Regions from separate parts of the Homo sapiens genome. Here region 2 is linked to region 1. A link is a loop called in an ENCODE intact Hi-C map of the cell type or tissue named here. Cell type or tissue: Caco-2. All regions are shown on one strand. Links, peaks and the distances in the headings refer to the core of each region. The heading gives the core; the rest is flanking DNA. Region 1 overlaps CASC2 (cancer susceptibility 2). Region 2 overlaps CASC2 (cancer susceptibility 2).

Region 1 (9,432 bases), core at 2,936-5,435:
ACCATCCAACTGATATTTTTTGGCAAATGAGAGTTTTTCAATAATATAACGTGAGCCAAATGTTCACTGTGATTTTTCACTCAAATGAATAGAATCAGAGAGATTTACAACTGAAAATAAACCTCTCTTGGTCTTCTGTGATGCTGGAGCTGGAACTTGCTTTAAAGGTCATCAACTCCTCCACCCCTATTTGCCCACCAGTATCTCTAGCTAGTGGTTTTTCACCCCTTTCTGGAACAGAGTCTGTGAGGGAGAATCTCACCCTCTCAGAAAGTAGCTTGTCGAATTCTGCCCGAAGTTTATGTTATTAGAAACTCCTTACACCAACAGAATAGTTCCACTTCTACCTGGCAGCCTTTGTTTTTAGTCAGATAAGGAAACAAGGGTCAGATAGGTGAAGTGTACCACTCTTGCCTGGTCGCAGGGTTGATGGATCCGACAACAGTGTCCCCTAAGGGTCTTACTCCAGCACCCCAGAGAAGAGCAAGGGTTCAGATACTGCCACGTGCTACCACCTGCCTTGTTCTCCTTTCTATCTGGGTTGGATCTGGGCAGGACAAGACCACATGAGTGGTGCCTGGGTATTCCAGAGTGACCACTGTTGTGCACCACACTTTCTGAGCATTTATTTCACTTTAAGGCAATTACTTGTTTATTTGTCTTTGAGTTCCTCAAGGACAGGGACCATGTTTGGCGGGCTTAGCAGTGTATCTCCAGGGCCTGGCACGGTCCCTGGCATGTAAAAACTTTTATTCTGAATAAATAAAACAGAAACTACAATTCCCGTCACCCTTGGGACCTTCATCTCATAACTCCACACCATGGAATTTCCCATCCATGTTCATGCAAACCTGCCCCAAAGTGATTGGCTTCTAGTTTTGGAAATCACAGGTTTCTGTGACCAATTTGGCCAGCCAAGCACAAGAAGCAAAGGAGTAATATCCATGCTTGAACTTTCCTCTTCGTGTTTTGAGGAGATCATTGTCAATTTTTTTAACTTGCAAAAGTCAGGAGGGGATTTTAAATGCAAACGGACTTTGGCAAGTTGAGTGATTGTCAGGCAGCTATGAGAACAAACTTCTGTGTCCACTCTGGAGGGGAAAAGGAGGCAGGGTTTCAGCTTTAAGCAGGAGATTTATTTTTTTAGATCAGGTGTTTTTTGAAGTTTGCAGATGGCAATTTCATTTGCATTTAATGTCCTTCAGATTATTTCCTTTCTGTTGTGCTAAACACCTCTCTCAGTTGGGTCTAATTTGATGAGGTCATGCTGTGACCCTTGACCCTTTGGATCTTAAATGAAACCATCTGACCAGAAAGGAGAGAGAGAGTTCTTAGTCTTGTTCACAGACATTTGATATTTGCAGATGTGCAGCCAACTTTGCTAACTACCCACTTGCCAGTTTAGCTCTTGATTAGAAGTAGAACTAGCAAATTCCCTGAGAGTCAAACATTTGAAGAATAAATGGGTCCAATTAATCCTTTGTCACATTCTTGTCAAAATAAAAGGACTATGCCAAAGGAAGAAAAACAACCGCCTGTACCTACAGAGGGTAATTTGGGATATTAGCAAACAATTAATCTTGGAAAACACCTAAATACTGCAGTGTACAAAATGTTTGCAAAGTGCTCTGCCAGTGAATTGAGATTTACTATGAAAAATAGACAAAGACATTCTCCTGTTACAGAAAAAGCTGCCTACCCATTAGGTCCTCGTCGTTACACACTGGGGGAAAGGAATCCATTCTAACTCCTTAATTAGAACTCAAAACAAAAATTGGGAAAGCAGGTGCCTAAGTAGAAGGTGAGATTTTCCCAGGAGAATAACATTTTTATGCTGGGTTAGGCATTTAATTATAGTCTTGTGAACAGTTTTGCAAGAATGTTCACTTTTTTCCCCTAGAATTTTACCAAGCATCTGTCTTTCTAGATATACAGAACTCAACCTTATTCTAACTTTACTTATATGTTACATAATATAACCTGTAAAGTGTCATTCTGGGAAAAGATATTAGTACCCCAAATTTACTACTCAGAGAGAAAAATATCTGTTTCTGTCATACTGACAGCCTACTCTCTTGGCTCATTAACCTTACTTGATGGGCCATGTAACTTCTGAGTTTGTGGCCCCTGATGAGGTAGAATAAATGTAACTTCAGAGTCTGATGGGCTGCTTTACATCTAGGCTCTGTCCTGCATTATGTGTTGTCTCAGACAATATTCATTTCACCTTTTCTAATTCTAAATTAATACACATTAAATGAATGAAGATAAAAGTATGAAGCAGAAAGAAAGGAATCATTCAGTTTAATAACTATAATATGTAAGTATATTATCATTCAATTTTCCCTGATTTTTAAAATATGATTGAGGTAACACTGCATTTATAATTTTGTACTTTGCTTTCCACTTAATGTCATTATATCAGCATTTTCCAGGCCTTCATAAACATCATATTAAACAGTTACATTAATATAATTGTACATTATGTGTAATATATTTAACCTTAGTCTGACATTGGTCATTTACATGGTTGCTTTTTTTGCTATTATAAATAACACTGTGATGAACATCTTTTTGCATCAATCTTTATTTACATTTTGGATGATTTCCTTAAAATAGATTTTAATATGTTCAAATAGTGTGCCAAACGGCATGAACATGAATTTCAAGCTCATGAATCACCTTGCCAAATTGCTCTCCAGAAAAGTTGTACAAGATTACTTTCTTACCAGCACTTCACTCCAGCCATACAAGCTTGAGTAATCTTACTCAAAAATGATAAGGAAAAAAATAGGTGTATGAAAAGTATTATCTCATTGGTAATTTATATACAGCTCATTGATTATTAGTAGGTTTAATTACATGTTCATTAACTATTTTTATGTCTTCTGTTATAAATTTCCATTGAATAGTTAATTTTTCTTAGGCTCATTTTCCTCATCTGTAAAATGAGAATAATAATACTGTGCCTGCCTAGCCTAATACTGTACCTTTCCTAGTTTTAGGAATTAACTGAGATTGCCCATGTAAAGTTATGTACACATTAAGAGGCATTTAATAAGTGTTACTGCTCTTCATTTCTTTGAGATTAAACATAAGGACAATCTACACTTTTTTTGCTTTTTCTCTAGTTGGTAAGACATTGGTGGGTTGGATTCCCTTGGAAACTTTCTGATCACAACAGACATTCGTTGGCTCTCATTATCTGTTAGGCACTATGCATTATCTCATTTTTTATATTCACAGTAAGCATGAGATGGGCATTCTTGTTCTCAGTCCTCATGTGAAGAGAAGGAGGAGTAGCGAGGCTTAGCCACCTGCTTGGAGCAGAAAAGCCAAGACTCAAGGCTGGGCAATCTCAGCGTGGAGCCTACCCTCCCAACCACTAGGCCGCTGTCCAGTGATGGGCCCTGCTTGGTGCTCAGGGTCAGGAGTGGGGCTGCCCAGATTCCCATTTGCTCAGCTTTAATGCTATGATCTGATGTAGATCACACTCTAGTTCTGGGCCATAATGTCCTCCTTGGTAAAAGGAAAGGATTTGGTAAATGATTCTCAAGTCCCATCCACAAGTGCATGGATAACTTTAGACAGGTGTGTGTGCACATTCATACACATAGAGACTCACACAACAATAGACACACTGAGAAGTCAATCATGCACACACTCTACATCTATCAATACCTATATCTATATATCTATAGCTACTCTATCTATTACAATTAGACAGATACACAAGTTGAGTGTCCCTTATCCAAAATGTTTGGACCCTGAAGTATTTCAGATTTTGGATTGGTTTAGATTTGGGAATATTTGCATTACACTTACTGGCTGAGCATCCCTAATCTGAAATCCAAAATGCTCCAGTGAGCATTTCCTTTGAGCATTATGTTGGTGCTCAAAAGGTTTTGGGTTTGGAGCATTTCAAATTTTGAATTTTCAGAATAGGGATAGTATGTGTGTGTGGGTGTGTGTGTGTGTGTACACATAGTATAACACAACACTATGAGGTAGCTTGTATTTTCCCCATTTCCCAGAAGAGGAAGCTGAGAGACAGAGATGTTGGTGTTAGCTGTTAAGTGCATGCTCGCAATCACTCCCCTCTGCCATCTTTCTTGGATAGAAATGTTGCATTAAACAAGATCAAATGAATTAAAAATAATTACCAAGGCTTGGGAGCATACATTTTTTCTCTCATACTAATAATATTGTGAAAGTTGCCAGTACCAAAATGAAGTCACTTATGTCAAAACCCTAACAAAATGGAGTTAAGTGGGCATCAAAGGAGCCTGCCCAGTGAGGGGCCCTGCTTGATGCTTAGAGCCAGAAGTGGGGCTGCCTAGATTTCCATCTGCTCTCCTTTAACATTGATGTGGCTCATACCCCAATTCATATCCCCAGTTCACACACCTCACACGCATGCCTGAGACTTTCCTTATCACAACAAATCCCTGCACATTCCACAAACCCCACATGTCCTGCATGCCCTACATGTACCATGTGACATAACTTACCACCATAAATTCCTCAAGATTATAGCATTCCAGATAAGCCGCCCTGCTATCTACCAGTGAGCTAATACCAACTCCAGCAATGAGCTTCTGTGACCAATGAACTTTGTTTCAAAGCACCTTATGTGGATTTCTTCTCTTTACCTTTAGAAGTTTCCTCTTGCTCCAACCTCTCCATATATGCCAGTGATCCACCATAACATGCATGTCTCAAAATTACAAAATTATTATCCCCTGCATATTCCCAAATATACTTTTTTTGAGAGCCTCCCTCTCTGTCATTATTTTAGTTTGACGACATTAACAGAAACCTAATTTTAAAAAAGGATAAAGTCAGCAGCACTTGTACCACACTCTGTGATATGGCATAAAATGTTTCCTTTAAATCTCCATCCACATGAAATTGTGATTTTAATACATGTGATCGAGAATGGATTTTGCTTTACTTAATTTAGTTTTGCTTCATTTAATATTATTTCTATGCTGCTACATAGTCATTATAATCATATTTTTAAATTGTAGACTAACACTTTATCAAGTGACTAGTCCATAACTTACTTATCCCTTACTATTGTACATTTACATTATTTCCAATTTTCTTCACAATCTCAAGTAACATTGCAATAAACACATTTATTAGGATTATTTTAAAGATTAATTTAAACTAAGATAATTACCTTGAAGACTTCTGCAATTGATTATTTTTCGTTTCAAAAGTTCATTTTATAATTTATTGTGCTTTCTTGGTAATTTAATTATGGCCAATGATTGCATTGGAAGATGATAGGGAAACAAAATGATGAATATGCATAGAATTTGGCACCTAAAATTTCTGAAAATAACACAAACATATTATAGAAAAGAGATTTGATAATAGTTAATTTTCCTTTTTTTGTTTTCTTTCTTTCTTTTCTCTTTCTTTCTTTTTTTTTTTTTTTGAGACAGAATTTCGCTGTTTTTGCCCAGGCTTTAGTGCAGTGGCACAATCTCGGCTCACTGCAACCTCCGCCTCCCAGGTTCAAGTGATTATCCTGTCTCAGCCTCCCAAGTAGGTGGGATTACAGGCGCCCTCCATCACACCCAGTTAATTTTGTATTTTTAGTAGAAAGGGGGTTTCACCATGTTGACCAGGCTGGTCTTGAACTCCTGACCTCAGGTGATCTGCCCGCCTCTGCCTCCCAAAGTGCTGTGATTACAGGCGTGAGCCACTGCTCCCAGCAGGTAATAGTTAATTTTCAAAGAAGAATCTCTTAAAATCAATTTTTTAAAAAGGAAGCTCTGCAAAGGCCAGTTTATTTTGTGATCATAATTCCTTTCTGACCTCGTAACCTAAGGGTTCAATGCCATTCTAGGTTGTGTTAATAGACGCAGTATTGCAGGACAACAGATCTAGGTGTTTCCCTAGAAATTTAAGGAACAGTGAATGCAATGAAGAAAAACATTTATACTTAGCCTGTGGAAGAAAATACCTGGAAGGGTGACGTTATCCTAACTATCTCAGTTTGCCCAGGACTGAGGGGTTTTCTAGGACTTGGGATCTTGAGTACTAAAGTCAAGAAGGTCCTGAGCAAGTCAGATGAGTTAGTCACCTCAGCAGGGATTTGGCATTTTCCATAAGGCCTCTAAGGACAGAAACAACACCAGGAGTGTACACATTACATAGAGGCAGTTTTTCAAATTTGGCATCAAGTGGCACTTTACAATCACAATGGGATAGGTGGCTTTGACAGTCTCTGAATATATTTTTTAAAAGTCAGGGCAACCACTTGTTGAATATGCTAAAGAAGCAAAGGCTTTCAAATGTTGTTGCATATTAGAATCCCCTGGGAAGCATTTGAAACTCCCCTTGCTCTCATCTCTGACCACACTGCAATAAAAATGGAAATAAATACCAAGAGTATCAAAACCACACAAATACATGGAAACTAAACAACCTACTCCTGAATGAGTTTTGGGTAAACAATGAAATTAAGACAGAAATCAAAAAATATTTTGAACAAATGAAAATAGAGATACAACATACCAAAACCTCTAGGATGTAGCAAAAGCAGTGTTAAAAGTTTATAGTGCTAACTGTTCACATCAAGAAGATAGAACAATCTCAAATTAGCCACCTAATCTCATACCTAAAGGAACTATAAAAACAAGAACAAATTACACCCAAAGCTAGCAAAAGAAAAGAAATAACTAAAATCAGAGCAGAACTAAGTGAAAATGAGTCTCAGAACAATCATACAAAAGATGAACAAAATGAAAATTTGGTTTTTTGAAAGAAAAAATTGAGAGACTACTAGCTACATTAACAAAGAAAAAAGGAAGACATGCAAATAATCACAGTCAGAAATGACAAAGGTGACATTACAACCAGTCCCACAGGAATATAAAAGACCCTCAGACACTACTATGAACATCACTATGCAAACAAACTAGAAAATCTAGAGGAACTGGATGAATTCTTGGAAATACACCATCTCCCAGGATTGGACTAAGAAGAAACATAAATCCTGAACAGGCCAATAATGTGTAATGAAATTGAATCAGTATTTTTTTAAAAAACATACCAACCAAAAAAAAAAAAAAGCCTTGAATAGGATGGATTTACAGCCAAATTCTACCAGACATACAAAGAAGAGCTGGTACTAGTGCTACTGAAATTATTTCAAAAATTGAGGAGAAGACACTCCTTCCTACAATATTCTACAAAACCAGTATCATCCTGATACCAAAATCTGGCAAAGACACAACAAAAAAAGGAAACTACAGGCCAATATCACTGATGAACATAGTTGCAAAAATTCCCAGCAAAATGCTAGCAAACTGAATCCAGCAGCACATCAAAAAGTTAATTCACCATGATCAAGTGGGCTTTATTCCTGGGATGCAAATATGGTTCCACATATGCAAATTAATAAATGTGTTTTACCACATAAACAGAATTAAAAACAAAAATCTTATGATCATCTCAATAGAAGCAGAAAGAACATTTGATAAAATCCAACGTTTCTTAATGATAAAAAAGAACTCAGCAAACTAGGCATCAAAGAAACATACCTCAAAATAATAAGAGCCATTTATGACAAACCCACAGCCAAAATCATACTGAATAAGCAGAAGCTGGAAGCATTCCTCTCTAAAAGCTGGAATAAGACAAGATGTCCACTCTCATCATTCCTATTCAACGTAGTACTAGAAGTCCTAGTCAGAGCAATCAGGGAAGAGAAAGAAATAAAAGGCATCCAAATAGGAAATGAGAAAGTCAAATTATTTCTCTTCACTGACGATATGATCCTATACCTAGAAAACCATAAAGATTTTCTCAGAAGACTCCTCGACCTGATAAATGACTTCAACAAAGTCTCAGGATACACAATGAATGTGTAAAAGTCAGTAGTATTTCTATACACCAATAGCATTCAAGCTGAGAACCAAATCAAGAACTCAATCCCATTAACAATAGCCATACAAAAAAAGTACCTAGAAATACATCTAACCGAGGAGATTAAACACGACTATGAGGAGAACTACAAGAGACTATTGAAAGAAATCATAGACAACACAAATGGAAAAGCATTCCCTGCTCTAGGGTTGGAAGAATAAATATTATTAAAATGTTCATACTGCCCAAAGCAATCTACAGATTCAATGCTTTTCCTGTCAAATTACCAATGCCATTTTTCAGAGAATTAGAAAAAAATTATTCTAAAATTCATATGGAACCAAAAAAGAGCGAATAGATGAAGGCAATTCTAAGCAAAAGAACAAAGCTCGAGGCATCACATTGCCTGACTTCAAATTATACCACAAGGCTACAGTAACCAAAACAGCATGGTACTGGTACAAAAATAGACATATAGACCAATGGAACAAAGTAGAGAACCCAGAAATAAAGCCGCACACCTACAACCAACTTATCTTCGACAAAATTAACAAAAATAAACAATGGGAAAAGGATAATACCCTTTTTAATAAATTGTGCTGGGAAAACTGGCTAACCATACACAGAAGAATGAAATTGGACCCTTACCTCTCACCATATACAAGAATTAACTCAAGATGGATTAAAGACTTAAATGTAAGACCTCAAGCCATAATAATCCTAGAAGTATACCTATGAAATACTTATCTAGACATTGGCCTAGGCAAAGAATTTATGATAACCCCAAAAGCAAATGCAACAAAATTAAAAATAGACAAATGGGACTTAATTAAAATAAAGAGCTTATGCACAGCAAAAGAAACAATCAACATAGTGAACTGACAACGTACAGAATAGGAGAAAATATTTGCAACTATGCATCCAACAAAGGTCTCATATCCAGACTCTTTAAGGAACTTAAATCAACAAGAAAAAAAAAACCTCATTAAAAGTAGGCAAATGACATGAATAGACACTTCTCGAAAGAAGACATATGAGCAGCCAACACATATATGAAGAAATGCTCAAAACACTAATTATTAGATAAATGAAAATCAAATCCACAATAAGATACCATCTCACATTAGCAAGAATGGCTATTACTAAAAAGTCAGAAAATAACAGATGTTGGTGAGGTTGTGGAGAAAAGGGAATGATTATACACTGTTTGTGGGAATGCAAATTAGCTCAGCCCCTGTGAAAAGCAGTTTGGAGATTTCACAAAGAACTAAGAATTACCATTTGATTCAGCAATCCCATTACTGGGTATGCACCCAAAGGAAAATAAATTGTTTTAAAAAGACCTGCACTCATATGTTTATTGCAGCACCATTCACAATAGCAAAGACATGGAATCAGTCCAGAGGCCCGTCAGCGGTGGTAGAGAAAATGTGCTCTATCTACAGCATGGAATACTACGCAGCCATAAAAAAGAATGAAAGTATGTTCTTTGCAGTAACATGCATGCAGCCAAAGCCCATTATCCTAAGCAAATTAATTTAGAAGCAG
Region 2 (9,432 bases), core at 2,842-5,341, 88 kb before region 1:
TGTTTGTGAACCTTTTCTTATATACTTAAAAAAAATACTCATATTTTCATTCCTAACTACAAAGGTACCATCACTAACATAGTGCATTGCATGTAATAGGGAAGACAGAAGATTACTAGTTATTGCCTGTGTGCCACATATATTAGTAGTGTGTTTAATTCTCACTACAATGTTCCGTTATTAGTCTCATTTCCTCAGTAGTTCCTGTGGCTCCATAGAAAGGAGCACAGAGTTTATAAGAGGGGGCAGAGTGGGGCAACATTGCACCAAGAAAAGGTTTCAGAGGCAAGAACTGATGGAGAGGGTGATCCCTTAGGAGTGAGACATCAGGTTGAGCGTGGTGGCCATCTGTAATCCCAGCACTTTGGGAGGCCCAGGCAGGCGGATCACTTGAGGTCAGGAGTTTGAGATCAGCCTGGCCAACATGGTGAAACCCATCTCTACTAAAAAAAAAAAAAAAAAAAAAATAGAAAAATTAGCTGGGCATGGGGCGGGTGCCTGTAATCCCAGCTACTTAGGAGACTGAAGGAGAAGAATCACTTGATCCTGGGAGGGGGAGGTTGCAGTTAGCCAAGATCATGCCACTGCACTTCAGCCTGGGCGACAGGGCAACACTTCATCTCAAAAAAAAAAAAAAAAAGGAGTGAGCCATCAGTGATGGAGAGGCCAGCATGATGCTCACTATGACCTAAGAACATATGGAACCAGCCAGAGCAGCCAAATGAAAAAGCAGCCCTCCACACTGCTGACAATTAAGTAACCAGTTACCCAAGAAGATCCCTTTTCCCTGGAAGTGTTAGGTCTCCAAAGGAAGTAGGGTCATCTCAAACCAAATATCCCCTCCACCTCCTGTCCCACTCCCATTTAAAGAGAAGACCACGCTACCTCCCCATTCCAAGTTCCTTGAGCCACCCATCGAGGGTGAAGTAAGATTGGGCGAGTGCTTTCGAGAGGATATAAATTGAACTTTGTAAGCCTGAACAGATATGTATGTGTTTTAATTCCAGTGTGCTCAGAATATTATGAAACCTGTTGAAGATATTGTTAAGGGATGTGTCTACCATAAACCCTCTTAAAGAAAAAACAGAAAAATCTGTAGATCAAGTGAAAAGAAGTTTATTAGATCTGCAGAGTCTTAGTGGTACCTTAAAGTGAGGGAATGAGGAAAAGGTGCTGGGACCTTGGTTGGTTGTTTTAAGGTAGATATTGCAAGGCAGGGGTGGGAGTAACTGGATGAGCTTGGGCAGTGTGACATAATAGCTTTGATCAGTTTAAAGCAAGGTTAGGGGCTTGAAGTGAATCCTCTGAGGAAGTTGCTAGTCTTAATCTGTAAACTGTTTAGTTGACAGCTCACCTTCTAGAACTGGTTTATAGTACTCTCTTTCAGAACAGTCCTCTTCTAGATCAAGCAGCCATGTTATTTTGCTTGGTCTCAGTATTGTTGAACACAGGGAGAGAGAATTATTCCTGATCTCAGTACTGTTTTAACACAGGGACAAGAAATGATAAGAATTTTAGCTCTCAAATGAGAACAGCAGATTTGCCCAAATCAGTGCTAAAAGTGGTGATTGGACAAAAATAAAGCTCTTTTACATTTATACCCCCACTTCACTGAGGCTTTGAGATAAATAAATTACATTATTACCTTTATTTGGAATTGGAAGCTCAAAGAAGTTAAAAAATTGTCCAAGATCACAAAATGAATGAGTGGAGGAGTCAGAATTCAAACTCAGCTCTGTGTAAGGATAATCTGGATGAGATATTTGCTGCCCCGTTGATTACCTGTGTTGGTACGATCTAACTTTAAAGTCTTCCCTTCTCATCTCCCCCCACACCCACTACTCCAAGGAAAACTTAACCTTTTTTCTTAGCAGAGCTTTGATACAATTTATTTTTCTGTTAAGGGCTTAAAACAAAAACATGCCCTTGGCATGAAGCATGTTGGTACTTAATTACATACTCTCTTCCATAGTTCTTTGTCTCTTCTTTTCAAAAATATTGAGAAAAGCTGGAAGTGCTTCTTACACTTCTTTTGTATCTCCCAGCACTTAGAAATGCTAAGCACAGAGTAGAGGCCCAAATACTCCATTTAACTGGACTGAATATTTGCCAGTCCTCCAGTAACAATGTCTCCACTACAGAATTTTAGCTACTATTTAAGGCACAGTTGCTCTGCCAAATATTTGTTGTGAAGAATAAGCAAATATTTCCCAAAATGTTCAGGCAAGCATATTACCACTGCAAACACGTTTTTCACTGTGAAGTTTTTCTCTTATTTTCATATTTATATGTATGTGTGTGTGTGTGTGTGTGTGTGTGTGTGTGTGTGTATGTATATAGCAGTGTCTCAACTGCATCAGAAATAAAGATAAGACTACAGAAACAGAACAATTGGCATTTCAGTTCTATGTGTTAAAGATGGTTGTTTCAATCCCCTGACCGTAAAAACAAAGACAGTGACTCAGGAAATAGTGGAGATTGTCCTCATATATGTTTTTATTTAAAAAAAAAATTCATCTCTTATATCACAGGGTATGGAATAGAAGTGGAGAAAGGTGGAGGGCATTTGTTTTCCTGAGAACGTTCTCTATAACCTTCCTGACCTCCACAGGCCACCTTCAGACTGCCCTTCTCTTATTCTTTAGCGCTACCACAAAGGGTCATGTAACTTGATTTTTCAGTTGGATAAAAATATTAGCAAGTGGGGACCTTACACAATGTTATTTCCTTAGGTTCCCACATTCATCTAAGGAGAGCCAGAGCTACCACCATTTTGATTAAAATGATTCGCTTTCAATAAGATTCTAAATTGTTTTAAGATGGTGGAACTGAGCACAGGTGGCCAGTGGTCACTGAGTGCTTTCAGTGGTTTAGACGATTCAGGAAACAGTGACAGACTCTACTGTCACCAGTTGGGTGGGGATCATGGTCTGTGTTTTCTTTGGGAAGGCAGAGAAGCAGGTAGAGGTGGCTTTAACCACTAGTAGTCAGTGTGTCGTCCCTGGTAAATACGTCGATACAAAAGGGATATACACATTTCAGACTCGAAAAGCCATCTGTTCTATGCTTCCAGTGAAGATCAACTAGCAGAGTGAAATGGAAAACGAGGCAATTACTCTAGGCACAAATGCCTTGATTTGAAATTACCTAGATCATGTATGCTTGGTATTTTTGTGGTTGTCACTGAAACTAAAGCAATTCTCTGAATTATTTAGCAAACAACTTTATCCATTCGACTAAGTTAATAGACTCAATGTCAAACATCCAGGACATTCATAAAATATCCAGCTTTGCACGAGGATAATTTTCAAACCTTTGAGCCTGCAATGGGAATAGATTCTTCTACCTTGTGAGTGAAGTGTGCAGCCCTGCTGCTCAGAGGGGACCCCTCACCCCTCCTCCCTACTACCTCTTAAGTCTTCTCTTTTCTTTAGTCTTTTCTCCACCCACCCTCTCCTTCCTACACAAACTTATTTTGCTTTTCCTAGTTCAGAACGCTCTGAGTTATGTAGACAAAACATTTTATTGTTTGATTAAAAAAACTTTTATTCAACGTCACATTCAAGTTACTGCCTACAAAGTTGTTATAGTTTTTCCTTACATATTTATACCACCTTTGGAGCTTCTATGTCTAAACTATATCCTTTAAGGAAATAAATTAAAATGAATTTCCCTGAATGGGCTTTGAGTGAGCAAGAACTTGTTATTGCAGAACCTCTAGGCCACTTGACTGTCACAACCTCCTCAGGTGGGATGGCTAAGAATGTTTAAATACAGAAGCTCTGCAGAGAAATTTCCTCTAACCATTTGATGCCTAAGAAAGAACAAACACCTAGTGTCTAAAGAATGTTACCTGTCCTTCAGCTCTTATCTCTGTTTGGTTTTCAGGGAGTTGGCTTCCAGCCTGATAACAGATCTCGCCCTTACCTCGTGACCTAGCCTTCTGGTACCAGGTCCCTGTTTTGTGCCTTCTCAGTGCCCACTTTCTCCTTTTGTCTTCTTGTTTTGACCTTGGTTCGTTAACCTCATTAACTCAGGCTACACAAACCTCTAGCAGAGGCCAGGCACACCCCTCAAGCATGACGCTGCCCCTCCTGGTCTGGCTGCTGGAGCCCTGCTAACTGGGAACAGACACCCTCCCTTGGTTCCATCTTCCTCAGTAAACCAGAGTTGAGTTCAAGTAGGTTAAAGCATTACATTTGTAAATTTGTAAAGGATCAAGTTGTGAAAAGAACGGCAATCTTGTTCTTGGAGACTTTATTAGCCAGTAAATGGAATATGATACATTTATAGGAGTGAAGACCCAAGCTTTCTGAACTTCATTGAGCCAGAAAGATGTGTTTTATTTCATGGAGTTTATGGAATGACTACAGCATAGGTGAGCTTTTACACAGCACCACATTGACTTGAGGTAATCATAAAATAAAAATGGGCAAGGAGACCCTTCAGGTCGAAGTATAATTTATATATACATTTACCCAATCCAATGCAAAGACCCCATACCATATGCTTTTAATTTTTGGTTAAATTTTTAAGCTCTTTTGTTTGCTTTTTTGATGTAAAAGAAGTATGATTAACCTTTTTTTTTAAAAAAAAGATACTTGCTGCTTTCCATAAAACTTGTATTATAATAAAATGCACTGACTACTGTAACACTCATATCAGCAAAAAGTGACACAAGATAGCATTAAAAAGTCCTTCACTGTGACAAAATAAATCAGAATTGTGTGGTAAACCCTTTACAGCTTGTTATCATTTTGCTAAGAAAATAGAGCTACTGGCAACTTTTATATGGCGAAGCTGAACATAGGCTAGAAAGGTTTTCCAGATGATGCTAAAATCCTCAGCTATATTGACGTAGGTCTTCTATTTCTTGTTATGTCATGAATTTTGGAAAATAAACCTTCTGAGAGGGAAAAGGTAAACATTTTAGGACCAGAATGAACTAGCATAAACTATCAAGAACAAATAGGGTGTATAAATAGCAGGGTTAGAGAATTGTTAGATTGATGATTGATTGATAGATAGAGAGAGAGAGAAGTTTCTTGTTAATTTTGAATGTTTTTTTACATTTATCATAAGCCAGAAAATTAGCTCAGTTAGTTAGTTGAAAGGAAGGGCACAAAGTAATTTAGGTGGTTGATTTTTTAAAAATACTTGTTAATTTTTTTATTTTTCAAGTGCTTTTTCCATTTAGAATGGCAAAGACAAAGATGATACCACTTCATTTATTTCTATTCTCATTGTGCATTCTCAGCACACATGAGCCAAACAAATCAAGTCACACACACACAGCATGACAGTCTCTCTGACTCCCTCCTATGTCTTGCCAAAGAAATGATAGTCAAGAGTTGGATGTGCATTCTTTCAGTCTTTTCTATGGATTTCACACATATGTTTACAAACCTGTACATATATTGTTTACATAAATAAGATCATAATTTATCTGTTGTGCTTCAGCCTGTTTTTCACTCAATATGCCATGAGCTCTTTTTAAACACGTCACCTTTTTTGTTTTTTTTAAACTGGCTACATAGAATTTCATAGCGTGGTTATGTCATATTTCAGTTTCCTATTTTACTACATTTATTTTCAGGGTTTCACTGTTATAAAAGTGCTACAATGAATATTCTTGTATATTACTTTTAAAAAAGTGACAGTGTTTCTCTGGGATAGCTTCCCAGAAATGGAATTGCTGAGTCAAATAGTAAGCCTTTTTAAAGTGTTATAGGTTTTACTAAATTGCCTTCCAAAAAGCTTATTTATCTTTTCATTAAATATATAAGCATACCTATTTTCTCACATCCTTGAAAGCTCCTGACATTATAAACATTTTTGTTTTATCTTTCTAGCTGTGGAAGTGGAGATTTATATTTCATTATTGTTCTAATATTTATTTACTTAATTATATGGTCAATTGTGTGTTTATTTCTTTATTTACTAATTATGTTTTTTCCTGAATTGCCTATTCCATTTTTTATACATTTTTCTTTGGGGTTGTTTGTTTTTTCTTTGGTGACTTGTTGATACTTTTTACGTATTTTGGATATTAAGTCTCTGTTAAATATGTGGCAGATATTTTCTTCCAGTCTGTTGCTTTTTTTTGAGCTTTATTTCTGAATCCTGTTTTAGCGTGTAACAATATTGCTAGCACTTAAAATTTCAATAAAGCAGCCAGCTAACTATTCGTTCAGTTCACAAATTATTTAATTAGTTTTCATTTTACTTATTCAGTTCCACATTAATTATTATTTAAATAATTTTAAAACATAAGCTTGAATTTTATTTATTTTATTCTGAGTTGACAAAAAGTACTTATAACTTTTTTCTCTTTATTTTAAATGTTTCCCTCCCTTTAGAATGCTATTTCGCATTATCACCTTCATCTCTTAAATTATATCCTTCTTTTTTTTTTTTAGAGATAGGGTCTCACTCTGTCACCTAGGCTGGAGTGCAGTGGTGCCATCACAACTCACTTTCAGCTTGAACTCCTGGGCTCAAGCCATCCTCCCACCTCAGCCTCCAGAGTAGCTGGGACTACAAACACACACCACCATGCTGGCTCATTTTTGTATTTTTAGTAGAGACAAGGTCTCACTATGTTGCCCAGGCTGCTCTCAAACTCCTGGCCTCAAGTGATCCTCACACCTCAGCTTCCCAAAGTGCTCAAATTATAGGCATAAGCCACTGTGCTTGGCCAAAATTATGTCTAAGTTTTATCTTCATATATTTAGAGGAAATTATGTCTATTTTTGGCATATGAAAAGGTACCCCAAATATGAAAAGTTTACTTTAGCACCTGTGGCACACAGACCCTAAAGTGACCCCCAATGAACTCTGCTTTTTGGTGTCCACTCCCTTGTATAACTCCCTCCCTTTGAGTGTGGGCAGGTCCTGTGACTTGTTTCTAACTATTAGGACACAACAGTGGTGATGGGCTGTCATTCCCATGATTACATCACATTATATAAGGCTCCAACTCACTAGCTCTCACTCTCATGCTGCTCATGAAGAAATAAGCTGGAATGGTATGAGCTGCCCATGGAGAGGTCCATGTGGTAGGGAACAGTGGGTGGCCTCTACAACCTGAGGGCCTCAGTCCTGCAACCACAAGGGGATGAATTTTGCCAACAATCTGAAGGAGCTTGGAAGCAGATTTTTCCTCAGTCGGATCTCCAGATAAGAATGCAGCTTAGCCAATACCTTGATTGTAGCCTTGTGAAACTCTTAACAGAGGATCCAGATAAGCTATGCACAGACCCCTGAACCACAGATGCTTTAAGGTAGTAAATGTGTATTGTTTTAGCTGCTAAGTCTGCAGTAGTTTGTTACACAGCAATAGATAACTAATATAGCACCCACATTTGAAATATACATAGACATCATTAGGAACAAAAATAGTATGGACTAGAGATTGAAGTATTAGTTCTTTGGCACTATAATCATGTTAGAAAAATGTGCTATGGAGTAATACATATAATACTATATGATACAGAAAATGCTCATGTTTTTCTAGCTCTTAAAATGTAGTCTCAATATTTTACTATTATATTATTACTGTAATAGAGAAAATCATTAGAAACTGGGGAAAACTATTAGATCAAGCTTTAAAACTCCTAGAACTATATTGCATAAAACACCTAGCATAATTAATTATGAGTCTGGTTATTGGTATTTTACCTGTGCAGACACTGAAACAAATACAGCATCTACTCTAGAGCTTTTAAACACACAGTTACTTATATGTTTCATAAATGAAGATCTAAGTGACTTTAAAAAGTGAGAAAACAAAGATCAGATAGTTGTAGATGTGTGGTATTATTTCTGAGGGCTCTGTTCTGTTCCATTGGTCTGTATCTCTGTTTTGGTACCAGTACCATGCTGTTTTGGTTACTGTAGCCTTGTAGTATAGTTTGAAGTCAGGTAGCGTGATGCCTCCAGCTTTGTTCTTTTGGCTTAGGATTGACTTGGCAATGCGGGCTCTTTTTTGGTTCCATATGAACTTTAAAGTAGTTTTTCCAATTCTGTGAAGAAAGACAAAAAGAAGAAATGGGGAAAGGATTCCCTATTTAACAAATGGTGCTGGGAAAACTGGCTAGCCATATGTAGAAAGCTGAAACTGGATCCCTTCCTTACACCTTATGCAAAAATTAATTCAAGATGGATTAAAGACTTAAATGTTAGACCTAAAACCATAAAAACCCTAGAAGAAAACCTAGGCAATACCATTCAGGACATAGGCATGAGCAAGGACTTCATGTCTAAAACACCAAAAGCAATGGCAGCAAAAGCCAAAATTGACAAATGGGATCTAATTAAACTAAAGAGCTTCTGCACAGCAAAAGAAACTACCATCAGAGTGAACAGGCAACCTACAGAACGGGAGAAAATTTTTGCAATCTACTCATCTGACAAAGGGCTAATATCAAGAATCTACAAAGAACTCAAACAAATTTACAAGAAAAAAACAAACAACCCCATCAACAAGTGGGCAAAGGATATGAACAGACACTTCTCAAAAGAAGACATATATGCAGCCAACAGACACATGAAAAAATGCTCATCATCACTGGCCATCAGAGAAATGCAAATCAAAACCACAATGAGATACCATCTCATACCAGTTAGAATGGCAATCATTAAAAAGTCAGGAAACAACAGGTGCTGGAGAGGATGTGGAGAAATAGGAACACTTTTACACTGTTGGTGGGACTGTAAACTAGTTCAACCATTGTGGAAGACAGTGTGGTGATTCCTCAGGGATCTAGAACTAGAAATACCATTTGACCCAGCCATCCCATTACTGGGTATATACCCAAAGGAATATAAATCATGCTGCTATAAAGACACATGCACACATATGTTTACTGCAGCACTACTCACAATAGCAAAGACTTGGAACCAACCCAAATGTCCAACAATGACAGACTGGATTAAGAAAATGTGGCACATATACACCATGGAATACTATGCAGCCATAAAAAATGATGAGTTCATGTCCTTTGTAGGGACATGGATGAACCTGGAAACCATCATTCTCAGCAAACTATCGCAAGGACAAAAAACAAACACCACATGTTCTCACTCATAGGTGGGAATTGAACAGTAAGAACACTTGGACACAGGAAGGGGAACATCACACACTGGGGCCTGTTGTGGGGTGGGGGGAGGGGGAGGGATAGCATTAGGAGCTATACCTAATGTAAATGATGAGTTAATGGGTGCAGCTCACCAACATGGCACATGTATACATATGTAACAAACCTACACATTGTGCACATGTACCGTAGAACTTAAAGTATAATAAATATATATGTATTTATATATAGATATGTATTTATATATATATGTGTGTGTGTGTATATGTATGTGTGTATATATATATATATATATATATATATATATATATATATATATAAATATATATATAAA

Evidence for each region. Hi-C counts contacts between places; a loop is a spot of excess contacts. Peaks named below come from ENCODE experiments on the same cell type or tissue, not always from the same donor. Only the 100,000 strongest peaks of a DNase experiment are listed, where the experiment ranks them.
Region 2: a loop joins it to region 1, with 11 times the contacts of the local background. A loop is called at or near these places in 1 of 110 quality-filtered maps.

What each region holds. Positions count from the first base shown.
Region 1 is chr10:118,147,162-118,156,593 of GRCh38, forward strand. The region is part of intron 3 of CASC2 (cancer susceptibility 2); the gene reads left to right. Among named protein-coding and RNA genes, the nearest start is that of LINC02944, 90 kb to the right of the region's middle. RefSeq lists a silencer at 439-683. In Caco-2, for the core only: no CTCF peak of the experiment used is centred there; a DNase peak (open chromatin) is centred at 4,460.
Region 2 is chr10:118,059,058-118,068,489 of GRCh38, forward strand. The region is part of intron 3 of CASC2 (cancer susceptibility 2); the gene reads left to right. Among named protein-coding and RNA genes, the nearest start is that of RAB11FIP2, 17 kb to the left of the region's middle. In Caco-2, for the core only: no CTCF peak of the experiment used is centred there; a DNase peak (open chromatin) is centred at 3,964.